2 separate regions of the Homo sapiens genome follow, and region 1 is linked to region 2. Evidence: read pairs that join two places in POLR2A ChIA-PET (ENCODE). Cell type or tissue: PC-9. All regions are shown on one strand. Links, peaks and the distances in the headings refer to the core of each region. The heading gives the core; the rest is flanking DNA.

Evidence for each region. Peaks named below come from ENCODE experiments on the same cell type or tissue, not always from the same donor. Only the 100,000 strongest peaks of a DNase experiment are listed, where the experiment ranks them.
Region 1: POLR2A ChIA-PET joins it to region 2 with 5 read pairs; 8 of 35 experiments call an interaction of 5 or more read pairs at or near these places.

The regions. Positions count from the first base shown.
Region 1 is chr21:41,652,089-41,656,480 of GRCh38, reverse strand. No RefSeq gene overlaps it. Among named protein-coding and RNA genes, the nearest start is that of LINC00111, 25 kb to the left of the region's middle. In PC-9, for the core only: no CTCF peak of the experiment used is centred there; a DNase peak (open chromatin) is centred at 2,370; H3K27ac peaks cover 561 bases.
Region 2 is chr21:41,759,299-41,763,690 of GRCh38, reverse strand. The region is part of intron 1 of RIPK4 (receptor interacting serine/threonine kinase 4); the gene reads left to right. Among named protein-coding and RNA genes, the nearest start is that of RIPK4, 5.6 kb to the left of the region's middle. RefSeq lists enhancers at 1-82, 1-125, 827-1,460, 1,461-2,095, 2,096-2,730 and 1 more. In PC-9, for the core only: no CTCF peak of the experiment used is centred there; DNase peaks (open chromatin) are centred at 100 and 2,010; H3K4me3 peaks cover 4,000 bases; H3K27ac peaks cover 4,000 bases.

The sequences.
Region 1 (4,392 bases), core at 149-4,148, 110 kb after region 2:
TAAAATAAGATAACATTTTTAAAAAGAGTATTATTTAATATTTAAAATCAAAAGGTTTTAAGAATGAGTGGCCATCATTCTTAATATCTTTTGACTGGTAGAAAGTCACAGTCCTTTGCCAGTTTCCAGACCTGAGCAGGAACCCATGGAATGGAGAAGCCAAGTCCCCACAATGAGATGCCGTAATCTCACCATGAGAAAAGCTGCAGCGATTCCCCAGGCCTTTCCTGGAGGGCCCTGGAGCCATTTTTCAGGTAGTCCACTGGAAAAGGAGCATGTCCAGATCTTTTGGGGGCTGTTGGATTTAGAGTCTGAATTAATTCTGACATCTAGAGATTCAAAGCGCCTTCACGGCTCCTTGCTAGGGTGAGGGTGTATGAGGTGAAGTAATACATGAAGTTTCCAGTTCTCGGCTCATCTCACACAGCAGGTACATTGGGTCCTCTGACCCACCCAGTGGTTGTAACTCAGGTTCTGGAAGGTAAAGTGTTTTTTTTTTTTTTTTAATCCGTGTGTGTGTGTGTGTGTGTGTGTGTGTGTGGCATATACTAAAAATGGAATTTTATTCAGCCTTAAAAAGGAAGTTCTGACATTTGTTACAATATGAATGAACCTTGAGAACATTATGCTATGTGAAATAAGGCAGTAACAGAAAAACAAATAATGCACGATTTCACTTACCTGAGGTACCTAGGGTATCAAATTCATAGAGGCAGGAAGTAGAATGGTGATGATCAGGGGCAGAGGGGAGGAGGAAATGGGGAGCAATTATTTAATGATATACGATTTCAGCTTTAAAAGATAAAGAGGAATTCTGGAGGTAGATGGGGTGACTGTTACATGACATTATGAATGTATTTAGTATTGCTAAACACTACATTTAACAATGTTAAGATGGTCAATTTTGTGGTAGTATTGTTACCACAGTAAGAAACTGGGAAGAAATGGTGCAACTGGAGGTGAGAAAAGATGAAGTAAATTGCACGAGGGAAACGCTGATCAACTTACACGGAGGAGAATCAAGCTACTGTGCAAAACTGAGGAAAGAAGAAGTGAGAGTTAAGTATATTATTTATCATTTCAAAATGAGTCAAGGTAATAACCGGAATCATGCCATCATCAAATATTAAGGAGAATATGAGAGAGATTTGGCAGTGTGAATGAGCTACATTTCATTTTTATTTTTTATTTATTTATTTATTTATATTTATTTATTTGAGACTGAGTCTCGCTCTGTCGCCCAGGCTGGAGTGCAGTGACGTGATCATGGCTCACTGCAAGCTCCGCCTCCCAGGTTGACACCATTCTCCTGCCTCTGCCTCCCCAGTAGCTGGGACTACAGGCAACCGCCACCACACCTGGTTAATTTTTTTTGTATTTTTAGTGGAGATGGGGTTTTACCATGTTAGCCAAGATGGTCTCGATCTCCTGACCTCTTGATCCACCTGCCTCGGGTCCCAAAGTGCTGGGATTACAGGCGTGAGCCATTGCGCCCGGCCTACATTTCATTTTTATATGAGACAGTGAATAGCATTGTTTGCAATGTATAAACTTAATTTAACACAGGGATGGTGGTTGTCATCATATTCCCATCTGATATGGTTTGGCTCTGTGTCCCTGCCCAAATCTCATCTTGAATTTTACCCCCTTAATTCCCATATGTGGTGGGAGGGATCTGGTGGGAGATAATCGAATCACGGGGGTGGTTTCTCCTATACTGTTCTCGTGGTAGTGAATAAGTCTCATGAGATCTGATGGTTTGATAAGGGGAAACCCCTTTCCCTTGGCTGTCATTCCCTCTGTTGCCGCCACCATGTAAGAAGTGCCTTTGCTTTCTGCCATGATTGTGAGGCCTCCCAAGCCACGTGGAACCGTAAGTCCATTAAACCTCTTTCTTTTGTAAGTTGCCCAGTTTCGGGTATGTGTTTATCAGCAGCATGGAAACGGACTAATACACCATCCAATTCACCAGCCCAGCCTTTGCCGAAGCTGGGTGGGTCATGTCCGCGACAGTAGACCCTTCCAATCACAGCTGTTGGGCTGGGTGTGGGGTCTATGCCAGAGATCACTCTAGCCTCTGGTATGACATTTGTAACCATCTGGCTTCAATACCCACCAGAGAGAAGGATCAGAGGCAGTTTTTATTTACATGAGATAGACAACAATACACATGCACCATCTCTCCCCAGGACTCCATTAATTCTGCTCTGTTGCAATATAGCTGGTGGTGACCCAGACCACCCGGACAGTCTGCAGAACACCACAGTGGCCCATTATATGAACCCCATGTTGATTAGACCTAAGGAGCAGGAAGGGACAAGTCCTGTATTCTGAATTCCTTGGCAAGACATGTGCATTCCAAAGGGGAGTAGATAAACTCTGTATTGCTTCAGGGGCCAGCTGCATTGGTTAATTTTTTAGAATGGTTTGGGACCTGCCAGAACATTCCTTCCAAAGTAAAGTACAAGCTATTGCACCTTGCACCTCCTACCATTAAGAAGGAAGCACAGTGCTTGGCAGCCTTTTTGGATTTTGAAGGCAGCATGTGCTGCACCTTGGAATACCTCTCTGACCCACCAATCAGGCGAAGTGGAAGGCTGCTAGCTTTGAGCAGAGCTCAAAGAAAGGAAATGTGTGGCAGGTTGAGGCTCTGGCACAAGCAACCCTATTGCCAGGACCATAGGACTTGGCAGGTTCCTCGTCCCTAGAGGTAGTTGAGGAAGAGGAAGATGTCAGGGGGGGCCTCCAGCACGACCAACGAGGGTGTTGCAGGGCCGACGGCTAGAGACCTGGAGCAAGGCCAGCACAGGTGCAGCAGAGAATTGCACTCCATTCACAGGGCCCCTTCCCTGGGCAGCCTGCTGGGCCTTGGTAGAAACAGAGCATCTACCCATAGGACATATTCGCGCAATGGAATATCTGCACAATGGAACATTAGCCATAAGAAGGCAGGAAGCTCTGACACATGCCACAACACACACGAACCTTGAAGATATCATGCTGGATGAAAGAAGCCAGACACAAAAGGCCACATACTGAACGATTCTATCTATGCGCCCAGAATAGGCTAATTCATAGAGACAGAAAGGAGCTTAGTGGTGCCAGGGGCTGGGGGAAGGAATGGTGGGGCTGAGGAGGTGATGCCTAGAGGGTGCAGGGCATCTTTTTGAAGTGATGAACGTGTTCTAAAATTGACTGTGGTATGTACCCAAAGAAATAGAAATCCTTCTGGCCGGGTGCCGTGACTCATGCCTGTAATCCCAGCACTTTGGGAGGCCAAGGCAGGTGGATCACCTGAGGTCAGGAGTTGAAGACCAGCCTGACCAACATGGTGAAATCCCGTCTCTACTAAAAATACAAAAAATTAGCTGGGCTTGATGGCGGACGCCTGTAATCCCAGCTACCCAGGAGGCTGAGGCAGGATAATCACTTGAACCTGGGAGGTGGAGGTTGCAGTGAGCTGAGATCATGCCATTGCACTCCAGCCTGGGCAACATGAGCGAAACTCCATCTCAAAAAAAAAAAAAAGAAAAAAGAAAAGAAAAGAAATATAAATCCTTTAGAAATATAAATCCTTCTATCATAAAGACACATGCACTTGTATGTTCATCCCAGCACTATTCTCAGTAACAAAGGCAGGGAATCAAGCTAGATGCCCATCAACAGTGGACTGCATGAAGAAAATGTGGTCCATATATGCCATGGAATACTGTGCAGCCATAAACAGAACGCGATCATGCCCTTTGCAGCAACATGGATGGAGCTGGAGGCCATGATCCTAAGTGAATTAATGCAGGAACAGAAAACCAAATACCACATGTTCTTACTTAGAAGTGAGAACTAAACCCTGTGCACATATGGACACAAAGAAAGGAACAGTAGGTGCTGGAGTCTACTTGAGGGTGGACGGTGGAAGGAGGGTGAGGATCAAAACGCTACCTACTGCGTCTCATGCTGGTTCCTGGGTGATGAAATAATCTGTACACCAAACTCCCACGATGCACAATTTACTCAGGGAACGAGTCTGCACAGGTACCCCCTGAACCGAAAACAAAAGTTGGAAAGAAAAACTAATAATAATAATAAAGATAAAATTGACTGTGGCAATGATTGTGTAACTTTGTGACTATACTAAACACCATTGGATCGTACGGTTTACCTGGGTGAATTCTATGGCATATGAATTACGGCTCAATAAAATTATTTTTAAAATATTTTGAATTAAAAAATGCAACAAAACTCCCTACAGTAAGGTGCTAGTAGGTGCTAATGCCTCACATCAAATAAACCTTTTGTCCTCGACCTGGTCCCTTGGCACCGCTTAGCTCTGTTGGGAGGCCCTGACTCCCTCGCTGGCTGGGAGACAGGCCTGGTTATCACCCCCAGTGACTC
Region 2 (4,392 bases), core at 75-4,074:
TCCGAGGCTCCCTGGGAACATAATTGGATTGGTGTGCAGAAGGCCTCGCTGAGAGGCATCAGCTAACAGATGATGAAACACATTTTCCGGCTGCATTTTCCTGAAGGTAGTTGCTAGGTTTCTCCTTCGGAGCTCTTTGTTACCTGAGCGGTCTCACCGTCTCCCCCACCTCCCTGCTTCTCACTTTTCCCTTCGTTTATTGCTTCTCCGCTTGCACAAGACCATGTCCCGGGGCAGTTCTTTCCCCCTTTCCAGGATGCGTGCTTGCAGGGGAAACCGCAGCTGGCCTGGTCCACAGGTCTTTGGAATTTCTGAGCCTGGAGAAGAACCTTGGGACTTCTTTAGAAGTTCCTTTTAGAGATGATTGGTGTGATGATATTTCTCGTATTTCTCGCTACTCCATTGGCCTCCCTGGGAGGGCGAAATACACTTTGGCTAGCCCTAAATGAGGAGAAAACCGAATTCATCTAAGTGCTACTCACCGTATCTTTAAAAAGTTGAACCCCAAGTTAATCCTAATTAATGCCCAGAGATTTTTCATGTGGAACCCAAAACAGGACCCAGGACACTTTTGCGGGGGAGGGGGGGCTTTTCCCGTTCCTGCGTGGAAGCAGAATTAGCAACGCTTTCACCAGCAGCGAAGGAGAGGGGAATAGGATGCCACCCCCTCTGAACTGTGCCTAAGCGTAGCTGCGCTTGGAGCAAGGCACAGTTTTTAGGTTGTGTTTTAATTAACACCGACGAGAGGGGCTTCTGGTCAACCCAGAAACGTTGACTTCACTGTCAACAGTAAGAAATGCGATTTGGAGACGGTGCGAATGTGACTGTGTGATGTTCTGTGCTCCCTGGCCGCCACCCCAGCACCTAGGCTGGATTCGGCATCTCTCCACGTGTTAAAATGATAATAGTAATAAATCTACAGTTCCTTTTGTGTGGTCATCAGAATAAGCCAGAATCATTAAAATAAGCCAGAAACACTGCTTAGGAGAAAAAAATGTATTAAAAAAAATAGTGCCATTGCTCAAAAGCAATTGGTGGGTTCTTTCTGTGCTTCGAGTACCTGAGCACTTCTTAACCTCCCTGATCAGAAAAGCCTCTTCTTGCAGCTTGTTGCAAAGAGGCCCTTTCAGGCTTATTGAATTGCAAATGCCGCCGGGCGACACCCGACCCCAGAAGGGCTGGAGCTTCCTAAAGCCGCTGGAGTTTCCCAGATGTGCGCCTAGGGAGCACCTGGAGAGGGGCTGGAAGGCGGGGTCGTGTGGGTTTTGGCCCAGTGGTTACTGGATGGTAAACAGTGTGGAAAGTTTCTGAGGACATGCTGGTGCTTCTGAGCGAAATCCAGGCTGGTAGGCAAGGGAGCCGCCCCACCCCCACTCCTGGGCCTCAGATCTCCCACAGGGCGGTCCCGGGACCCCCTTCCTCAGCTGGAATCCTGTCTACCCCAAGCCAGTTTGGATCATGCTGTCACAACACTTTTGTCCACGGAAACAATGACTTTTTTTTTCCAGGACAGCTGATTTTCCTCGAGAAAGTGCCCTCAAATGTGTGGCCCATGGAAGGGGGAAGTCGTGCCGGGCTCCCTTCAGGCAGTTGCGCAAAGCTGGGGTGGACTCCGTTAGGAGATTCTAGCCGGGATCCGCTTTCAGGAGCCAACTAGCAGCAGTGGCCCTTTTTTGTTTGTTTGTTGTTTCTTTTAAAGTAAGGTAAATGGGGTCTCCGTTCTGCAGAAAGAGCCCGGGGCAGGGAGAGTAAAGTACTTGCTGAACTCGGTGCGCTGGGGAGGGGTGTGCACTGCTGCCAGCCCGTAGCTGTTAGAGTCGCCAATGAGCTCACTCTGCAATCAGAAGTCACCGGGGTTTTATGTATTAAGCCCTTTGGGCAAATAAAAGAAAACACTATTTGTGGAGTGGCTCAGAGCTTCCACTTAATAAGCTACTCAGCCTTCCTTTGATTGACATTGTTCTCAGAATACGTGTTTATTATCAGTCAGCTTTGGCTTAGAGAGTTCACTCTCAGAATGTCTACTTAATGTGGAAAAATGACCCTTGCGAATGGCTGGCCTCTAAACACCCGAATTGTCATTTCCTCAAAACCCTCCGGCGAGGAGGGTGTGCCTCACACGGTTGCACAGTGGATGTGGGTCTGAGTCCTACGGAAGGACTTTCGCCAGCGCCCCGGGGCAGAGTGTCCGGAGGAGGGAGGCCACACTGGTAGGGGAGGGGCGGCAAGCTGGCCACATTTGAGCAATCGGAAACAGACAAATCATAACTCTGATTCTTAACAAGACATAAAAGAGAAGCAGCAGCTGGTACCATGTCCCAGTCCGATGGTTTGGAAGTTAGTGGCAGTTGCCGGGTTGGAAGTTGTGCTGGTATTCCTTTAAATAACAAATGAGGGCCTCAGCCAACCGGTGTTCCCAGAGGAGGAGAAAGGCTGGGAGCTGAGAGGTGTCATTTTCCTTCTTTGGTGACCGGTTTCATTTTAGCTGATGCTTGACGTTGGCATCAGGTCCTCGTCTTCCTTTTTTCCCAATGCTCACTGAGACTGGGGACAGGGTTGAGAGTCCCACGATCTGATCTGCACCCCCCATCCCTTGATGGGTCCCAGAGCCTGGCCCAAGCCTGTGGCTGCAGGGAGAGGGATTTCCCCTGGAGAGGGAGGAAGCAGCCGATGGTATGCTGGTGATGGGGCAGCTTTCAGCTCAGCCCAGGGACCCCCACAGGCTAGCACTGCACACTGGTGGGCATCTTGTTTTCCATTAGTTGGTCATTTAACCAGAGCGCTAGGAAAGCAGGCCGTGCTCCCCTAAGTTTTGTCTCATAATAATTTCACGTTCATTCCTGATACTTGCTTCACTTGTTCCCAAGGCCAGTGGGATTCTTTGCTCCTTGAGTGTATTCAGACACACTCGACCTGCCCACCCCCCACACCCCCCAGCTGCTCCTCCTGGGGTGCTCCCGCGTCCACCGTAGAGAGCTGCCTAGTGACCCCTGGTGCAGCTCCAGAGAGGTCCTGCAAGCTTCTCCCCTCCACATGCAGTCAATGGACCCATCCTGCAGATTCTTCCAACAGAGTGTGTGTGCTCTGCTGGCTTCCCCTCTCTGCTTTGCCAAGCCCAAGGGGATCCACAGCGACTGCTCCGCTCTGCTGGCCTCCCGGGTGCCCCTGGACTCTGCGCAGGTCTCAGCCTTCCCGATTCTCTCAGGGGCCCTTTCCTATGCTGACTTCTGACTTTGGATCTCTCTTGATTCTCCATAGCTCCCTGGACCTTCCTTTCAAGAGGCTTAGATTTTTCAACCACACTTCTCTTTTGGGGGTAGTTCGCCATCTTCTTCCTTAGAGGGTACACGTAAACACCATGAAGGCGGGAAAGGGACCTCTTGTCCTTAGTTCTGACATATGGTGGATTCAAGCGAGCACTTGCCAATACACAGAACTGCTTAAAATATAGGTCAGGTGAGTGCTGGGAATACTGAAGTGGTGATTCTGGACAGTAGTAGTTTATTGGCTGAAAATGCACTCACTTGATTTACATCGGGGTTATTCAACTTGGCACCGTTGGCATTTGGGGCTGAGTAATTCTTAGCCTTGGGGCTGTCTTATGCATTGTAGGATGTTCAGTAGCATCCTTTAGTTGTGACAGCCAGAATCTCTCCAGACATTGCCCAGTGTTTCTTGGGGGGTGAAGTTGCCTCTAATTGAGAACCAGTGGGCTATGTCCTGAGACGCAGAGCCCTAGCTGCAGGGCTTGCATTGTTGGGGGGCAGACAGGCTGAGATCTCCGAGCCTTTGGTACCTGTCCGATGTATGGGAATTTCCACAGCAAGAGCTAAACAGTAGGATCCAGGGGTTCCTGCTGGCCTTTCCTGCAGGGAAAGTGTTTTCACTATGGTAAGGGAAGCCTAGGAGGGGCTGAACTCTCGCAGGGGCGGTCAGATCATTAAGAAATGGATGCGTTCTGTTGGCACTGTTTTGGATTCACCAGCAGGCGAGGAAATGGGAGCCACTGAGTGATTTCCCAGCACCTGCTCCCGGGTTTGTCACTGGGAGGAGCAGGCCTGTGTCCGAGCTCCAGAAGAGCCCCCTGCTGTGGCAGCGGACACTGGGTTATAGGCAGGGACTTGGGCTGGACGCTGGATTCTGGGGGAATTGTCTGGAGGCCACCCCAGCCAGCTGCCTTGCGTGGCCTGTGTGTGGACATGGAGCTGCTGGGTTTCCTGCTATAGGAGGTCGGATCTCTCCTAGTGTGGTTCTGAACATTTCCTTTAGGGAGCTTATTATATTATTAGAAAGCAGATTGGCTGGGCACGGTGACTCATGCCTGTAATCCTAGCACTTTGGGAGCTGAGGCAGGCAAATCACTTGAGCCTAGGAGTTCAAGACCACCCTGGC